Linked DNA regions of Homo sapiens: region 2 is linked to region 1. Evidence: chromatin contacts called from ENCODE Hi-C or POLR2A ChIA-PET data. All regions are on one chromosome and are shown on one strand. Each heading gives the region's core, a stretch centred on a gene start or an enhancer-like site at or near the end of the contact. The rest is flanking DNA. Distances are from core to core; before and after follow the strand shown.

Region 1 (3,774 bases), core at 698-3,197:
AGCTATTAATTAAATAATAATTATTATTATTTTAAATTTTTTTGTTGTGTTTTTTGGGTTTTTTTGTTTTTGTTTTGTTTTTTTGAGATGGAGTCTCGCTCTGTTGTCCAGGCTGTAGTGCAGTGGCACGATCTTGGCTCACTGCAAACTCCGCCTTCTGGGCTCAAGTGATTCTCCTGCCTCAGCCTCCCAAGTAGCTGGGATTACAGGCACCCACCATCACACCCGGCAAATTTTTGTATTTTTAGTAGAGATGGGGTTTCACCATTTTGGCCAGGCTGGTCTCAAACTCCCGACCTAAATAAGGTGATCCACCTGCCTTGGCCTCCCAAAGTGCTGGGATTACAGATGTGAGCCACCACGCCCGGCCTATTTATTGTTTTTACAGACAGACAGGGTCTTGCTGTCCCCCAGGCTGGAGTGCAGTGGCAGAGTCACGGCTCACTGCAGCCTCCAACTCTTGGGCTCAAGAAATCCTCCCGTTTTGGCCTCCCAAAACACTGGGACTACAGGTGTGTGCCACCACACCCAGCTAATTAAAAAAATTTTTTTAGAGATGGGGTCTCGTTCTGTTGTCCAGGCTGGTCTCAAATTCCTGTTCTCAAGCGATCCTCCTGCCTCAGCCTCCAAAAATGTTAGGATTGCAGGTGCAAGCCACTGCACCTGGCCTCTATCTCCCTGTTTCTTGCTCTCTCCCCATCTGTGTGTGTCTCTGACAGTCTGTGGCTCTCTGTATCTTTCTGTGTGTCTCTCTGTGTGTGTCTTGGTCCATCTCATGCCCAGCTAATTTTTAAATTTTTTGTAGAGATGGGGTTTCACCATGTTGGCCAGGCTGGTCTTGAACTCCAGACCTCAGGTGATTCTCCTGCTTCAGCCTCCCAAAGTGTTGGGATTACAGGCATGAGCCACCGTGCCTGGCCCATGGGTATGAATTTCTGCCTGTGTGTGTCTTCTTCTTTTTTTTTTTTTTTTTGAGATGAAGTCTTGCTCTGTCACCCAGGCTGGAGTGCAGTGGCGCTATCTTGGCTCACTGCAACCTCCACCTCCTGGGTTCAAGCAATTCTCCTGCCTCAGCCTCCCGAGTAGCTGGGATTACAGGCACCCGCCACCACACCCAGATAATTTTTGTATTTTTGGTAGATATGGGGTTTCACCATGTTGGTCAGGCTGGTTTTGAACCCCTGACTTCATGACCTGCCTGCCTTGGCCTCCCAAAGTGCTGGGATTACAGGCATGAGCCACCGCGCCCGGCCCATGGGTGTGAATTTCTGCCTGTGTGTGTCTTTTTAGCGTATGTGTGTCTCCATATCTGCCATCTGCAGGAGCACCTCAGTTTCATTATCTTGCTCCCTGTCTATTGGAGTGTATCTCTCTTCCTCTCTGTGTGACTTTTTGTGTTTATGTGTGTGTTTAGTGTGTGTCCATATTTTCCTGTTCTCTTGTGTCTCTCTGCTGTGTCTCTCTCTTTTTCTTTCTGTTTTTTGAGACGGAGTCTCCCTCTGTCACCCAGGCTGGAGTGCAGTGGTGCGATCTCGGCTCACTGCAACCTCTGCTTCTGAGGTTCAAACGATTCTCCTGCCTCAGCCTCCCGAGTAGCTGGAATTACAGACACATGCCACCATGCCCAGCTAATTTTGTATTTTTAATAGAGACGGGGTTTCACCATGTTGGCCAGGCTGGTCTTAAACTCTTGACCTTACGTGATCCACCCGCCTCGGCCTCCCAAAGTTTTTGGATTACAGGTGTGAGCCACCTCGCCCGGTCCTATCTCTCTTTCTTCTCTTTCTCCCTCTCACTTTGTTTCTCTTCTCTCTCTCTCTCCCGCCTCCTTCCCCCGTCTCCCCTCCCTTCCCCCCACCGCCCTCTTCATAGCTGAGCCTGTCCGGCAGTGCGGCGGATGTACGGATGATTCAGTGGCTGGCAGGAAGCCCGCCCTGCCCGCCCGCCAGTGTCAGTGGTGTTGGCATCAGCTTGGGCAGGTGTGCGGGCTCAGGATGGGGCGGCCGTGGTGAGGAACCCTGGACTCTCAGGTAAGCCTTTCCCAGGGGTGCCTCAGTCCTCAGGCTGTCCCCCATCCCCCAGGAGCTCCTGGCCCCACTGGGTGGGGTGGGAAGAGGCCTGGATGCCTGGCGCCCCCTCCCGCAGCCCCACTCTCACCCTGGCACCAGGCTCTGTGGCACTTCAGGGGTCAGTTTGTTTCTGGGCTTCTGGCCACTCTCTTGCCCTCGCCTTCCCCTGTCCAGCCTGTGTAGCCTTGGGACATCCCAGGGTGGTCCCATCATTGCCAGAGACTGGTGAAGTAAGTGGCCGAGAGCCAAAACAGTGGCTGCCCTGGCCTGGGAGCCTCGGTTTCCTCATCCGTGAAATGGGACTGTAACCCCCTACACAGGTCAGGGGAAAACGGTGGGATTACAGGCCAGGGCCCAGGTCTTGCCCCAGGTCAGGTGAAGAACCCCCACTGCCTCCCTGCCCAGCCCCCTACCTGGCCCTCAACTCTGTCCCTGGGACCAGGGCTGCTCAGGCCCCTCCTGCACCCGCCCGCCTCCCTCTCTCCCTCCCAGCTAGGCTCATTTGAAGCCCAGAGTTATTTGGAAAAAGCAACAGGACCAGCCGGGCACGGTGGCTCAACCTGTAATCCCAGCATTTGGGGAGGCCAAGGCGGGAGGATCATTTGAAGTCAGGAGCTGGAGACCAGCCTGAGCAACATAGTGAGACTCCCATCTCTTTAAAAAATAAAAATAAAAAAATATAATTAAAAACTAAATGAAAAAACCAACAGACCCCAGAGCAGAGTCCAGTGGATAAAGCCATCCAGGGCTTCAAGCCAGGCTGCCCCCTCCCCAACCCCAGTGTCCCCAACCACAGCTCAGCTCGGAGAAGGCTGGGAGAACCGGCAGGGTGGTCTCGAGCGTCCTTCCAGGCGGGATTCAGACACTGTAGCTCCTCCAGCCCAGCCCCGAGAACTTCCCCGAAGCCAGCTCTTGGCAATCGTTGTTCATATGAAAACTGCCCACTTCCCTTTAGTGCTATTTTGGCCTCTGCAGAACCGTGGTCTGTGGCAGCCCCCACTCCCCACCCCGCCCAGCCCTGCCGGCCCCTGGGGGCCTCAGAGGGTCCACCCTCCGCTCCCTCCACCTCAGCCCACCTGCTTTCAGAACCTGGATGGGAGAGTGAAAGTGAGAGCGAGACAGAGACACAAAGGGAGACAGAGACAGAGAGAGAGCACAGAATTTTTTTAAACGGAGTCTCACTCTGTTGTCCAGGCTGGAGTGCAGTGGCGTGATCTCGGCTCACTGCAACCTCCACCTCCCAGGTTCAAGCAGTTCTCCTGCCTTACCCTTCCAAGTAGCTGGGGACTACAGGCACGTGCTACCACACCTGGCTAATTTTTTATTTTTTATTTATTTTTTATTTTTTGGAGACAGTCTTGCTCTGTCTCCCAGGCTGGGAGTGCAGTGGTGCAATCTTGGCTCACTGCAAGCTCCACCTCCCGGGTACATGCCATTCTCCTGCCTCAGCCTCCCGAGTAGCTGAGACTAGAGGCGCCTGCCACCACGACCGGCTAATTTTTTGTATTTTTAGTAGAGACGGGGTTTCGCCATGTTAGCCAGGATGGTCTCAATCTCCTGACTTTGTGATCTGCCTGCCTCGGCCTCCCAAAGTGCTGGGATTACAGGTGTGAGCCACCGTGCCTGGCCTAATTTTTTATTTTTAGTAGAGACAGGGTTTCACCATGTTGGCCAGGCTGGTCTTGAACTCCTGACCTCAGATGAT
Region 2 (3,774 bases), core at 808-3,307, 260 kb after region 1:
GGGTGTCTTGAGAGATTTGGGGGGTTTTTACTTTGTTGTTTTTGTTGTTGTTATTTGTTTGTTTTTGAAACAGAGTCTCCTTCTGTCACCCAGGCTGGAGTGTAGTGGTGTGATCACGGCTCATGGCAGCCCCCCTCCTCCTGGGTTCAGGCACTTCTCCCGCCTCAGCCTCCCAAATAGCTGGGATTACAGGCACCTGCCACCACACCCGGCTAATTTTTGTGTTTTTAGTAGAGACGGGGTTTCGCCATGTTGGCCAGGCTGGTCTCGAACCCCTGACCTCGAGTGATCCACCTGCCTCAGCCTCCCAAAGTGCTGGGATTACAGACATGAGCACAAGCCACCGCGCCCAGCTGGTTTTTACTTTGTTATTTAATTTGTTATTTGTGAAATCGTTGTGGCCCCTCTCTAATGAAGGTTGCCCCAAGTACCTTTCCCCTGTACCCCACCCTTGCCTCCCACCCCTACCGGGTTCCCCAAAGTCCTCAAAGGCTGGACCCTGGGGCCAGCACTCGGTGGGTAGCCTGGAAAGAGGTTAGCCCTGTGCAGGAAGGAAGGCCCTTGGGTGCTCCTGGGTGGCTCCTTGCAGCAGACAAGACCCACCGCCCACCCACCTGGCTCCAGGGTGGTCCTGGCAGCTCCAAGGGGTCTTGTGACTCTCTCAGTCTGATGTTTCTCTCATGTTTATCCAGGAGCTGGTTTTTCAGGCATGGCCGCTTCTTGCAGTGAGGCCAGGTGGGGAGAGGCAGGGCTTTGGGGAAGGAGGTGGTTACCTCTGCTCCCAGGGCACACCCTGGCTGCCAGCTGTGGGTGCAGCCCTCTGGGCAGGTGGGCAAACCACATCCTCCCTCTTTGATCCTGGTCCACCTCCCCACCTGCCCCGGGCCACCAGCTCCCTGAGATATTCTCTTCTCAGCATATCCAAAGGAGAGATGCTCTTGGTGGCCCTGGGTCAGAGGCCAGGGCTCCCTCACTTCACAGCAGGGTGCAGTGGAACCATCAGGGTCTTTGAAGCCAGACACACCTAGGTTCAAATCCCAGCCTGACTGCTGAGCTGCTGTGTGACCACAGGCAAGTGACTGTACCTCTCTGAGCCTCATCTGAAAAAACAAGGATAGTTTTCTTATATAGTATTGCCAGGTTCTTGGGAAAATCAGTGTATTCAGTTGCGGGGAGCTAGCTGCCATCTCAGTGAAGAACACTTTGTCAGCTTGTCACGTGATGACCCCAGAAGCTGGCCCTGTGGGAGCCCCACTCCCCCAGACAGTGAACCTTGGACCCCATCATTCCAAGATCTGTTCTTATTTTCTGCCTGTCTGGGACACACCCCCTCTGTCCGTGGGGTGTGGGGTGTGGGGTGTGGCATGCCTCAATTTATTTATTTTTTTTGAGACAGAGTCTTCCTCTGTTGCCCAGGCTGGAGTGCAGTGGCAGGATCTCGGCTCACTGCAACCTCTACCTCCTGGGTTCAAGTGAGTCTCCTGCCTCAGCCTCCCGAGTAGCTGGGATCACGGGCGCCCGCCACCATGCCTGGCTAATTTTTTGTATTTTTAGTAGAGACAGGGTTTCACCATGTTGCCCAGGCTGGTCTTGAACTCCTGGCCTCAAGTGATCCACCCGCCTTGGCCTCCCAATGTGTTGGGATTATAGGCATGAGCCACTGCACCCGGACAGCATGCCTCGGTTTCTGCTTCTGCAAACTGGGAAAACCTCAAAGGTAGAACTGGTTGGTCCCCTTGGCCTGCCGACCCCTTAGCCCCTCAAGGTCACAGTCAGCCATCCCGCTTGTTAGAGGCCAGGCCCTGTTCTGGGGCGGGGGCTACCTGTGGCTGCTTAGGGGACGGGAGACAATGCCACTCCCAGGTGTGTTTGATGGCAGCCTGCAGAAGTGGCTTTCTGCATGGCCCTGGAGGACGGTGATTTGGACAGAAGCGTAGGGCCAGAGACAGGACGTGACGGTGGGGCTGCTGCATTGGCTCCAGGTAAAGATCTGTATCTGATGGCCTCACTCCCAGGCAGCTCAGGGGTTCCCGTGGCTCCTGGAAAAGCTACAGACTAGGCATGGCCAGGCCCTGCCTGTGTCTCTCTGTGCCAGCCACGATGAGCCTCATCGTTTCTAAAACGTACTGTGCTCCGTCTCGCTTCCTGGAACGCTGCTGCCTCTCCCCTAGAGCGTGCGTAATGCTCCCCGGCTGTGTCCCTGGGCTGATTTCTCGTTGCAGGTCTCAGCTGGGTTGTCACTCCTCTCTGCAAAGCTTCCCTGACCTCATCTCCCTCTCCAGGTCACGTTAGGTGCCTCTTGTCTGTGTCCCCAGCCACAGCCCGCATCACAAACAAGACTATAATTGCCCTCGTGCTTGTCTGTCACCTTCACAGACAGAGTGTGACTTCCAGTGGGTCACGGCCCCATCATCATGTTGTCCTCCGCATCCCTGACCTTAGCACCCTGCCTGTTGCGGAGTGGGCATCCTGTGCAACCTTGTCAAGTGAATTAGAAGCAAGCTCGGGGTGGGGGCCCATGAAGGGTGGGGGCCTCCTCCACCCTTTTTCTTTCTTTTTTTTTTTTTTTGGAGACAGGGTCTCGCTCCATTGCCCAGGCTGGAGTGCAGTGGCATGATCTCGGCTCACTGCAACCTCCGCCTCATGGGTTAAAGCAATTCTGCCTTAGCCCTCCCCAGTAGCTGGGACCACATGCACCTGCCAACACACCCGGCTAGTTTTTGTATTTTTAGTAGAGATGGGGTTTCATCATGTTGGCCAGGCTGGTCTCAAACTCCTGACCTCAAGTGATCCACCCGCCTCAGCCTCCCAAAATGCTGGGATTACAGGGGTGAGCCCCCATGCCCGGCCCCTCTCCATCCTTCAATCCCAGCTCTCGTTGGCGCTCCTCTACCCATCCCAGGAGCTGCTTCTGCCGGCCTGGCTGTGGCGTTCAGAGGCATCTGGAGGGCAGTGGCGATGGCAGTGGGGGCAGCTTGTCTCTCTGAGCCGAGTACAGCCCAATTTGGAGCGTTTCCCTCCAGGAAAGGCAGCTGATGTGTGCAGACAGCACAAGTGTGGAGTGCCAGAACAGTTAATCCTCTGGGCTATTTATTTATTTATTTATTTTGTTTTGTTGTTGAGATAGAGTCTTGCTCTGTCGCCCAGGCTGGAGTGCAGTGGCGTGATCTTGGCTCACTGCAACCTCCACCTCCCAGGTTCAAGCGATTTGCCTGCCTCAGCTTCCCGAGTAGCTGGGATTACAGGCATGCACTACCACACCTAGCTAATTTTTGTATTTTATTTTGTATTTAATTTTTTATTTTTATTTTTTGAGTCAGAATCTCGCTCTGTCACCCAGGCTGGAGTGCAGTGGTTTGATCTCGACTCACTGCAACCTCTGACTCCTGGTTTCAAGCGATTCTCCTGCCTCAGTCTCCTGAGTAGCTGGGATTACAGGCGCCCGCCACTGCTCCCGGCTAATTTTTGTATTTTTAGTAGAGACGGGGTTTCACCATGTTGGACCAGACTGGTCTTGAACTCCTGTCCTCAGGTGATCCGCCTCTGGGCTATTTAGACACACATGCTTGTGTGCATGCATGGGTGTGTATATGCACATGTATGTGACATTCCTGAGGCCACCGGCGGTGACGAGGCCTGATTACTTGACGTTCTGCTGAATCCTGACTACTAGCCTGGAGCTTTACTCCCCAGTGTACACAGCTCCCCGAGTCCTGGTTAGTGGTAAAGAGGGGACTGTCCCCTGTCATTTAGGGCTGCATTTGGCTACAGGTA

Evidence for each region. A loop is a pair of places that touch in the nucleus more often than their neighbours do. ChIA-PET counts read pairs that join two places held with the same protein, here RNA polymerase II (POLR2A). Pooled maps may share reads with other maps.
Region 2: a loop to region 1 is called in a map of OCI-LY7, with 2.2 times the contacts of the local background. The contact joins the enhancer-like site here to the promoter of LAT2 in region 1. A Hi-C loop is called at or near these places in 1 of 168 maps with a recorded cell type or tissue (OCI-LY7) and 5 of 50 pooled maps. POLR2A ChIA-PET finds 5 or more read pairs at or near these places in 3 of 52 experiments (A549, A673 and HepG2).

What each region holds. Positions count from the first base shown.
Region 1 is chr7:74,208,059-74,211,832 of GRCh38, forward strand. LAT2 (linker for activation of T cells family member 2) reads left to right here and starts at 1,948. Exons shown (of 14, transcript NM_032464.3): 1 at 1,948-2,030. RefSeq lists enhancers at 1,432-1,541, 2,762-2,881 and silencers at 1,822-1,871, 2,982-3,071.
Region 2 is chr7:74,464,399-74,468,172 of GRCh38, forward strand. All of the region lies in intron 1 of GTF2IRD1 (GTF2I repeat domain containing 1), which reads left to right. Among named protein-coding and RNA genes, the nearest start is that of GTF2IRD1, 12 kb to the left of the region's middle. Within about 2 kb of position 2,058, at least 12 of the 41 ENCODE cell types and tissues checked have a DNase peak (open chromatin) inside an H3K27ac peak, as active enhancers do; they include OCI-LY7, where a contact is called at or near this core.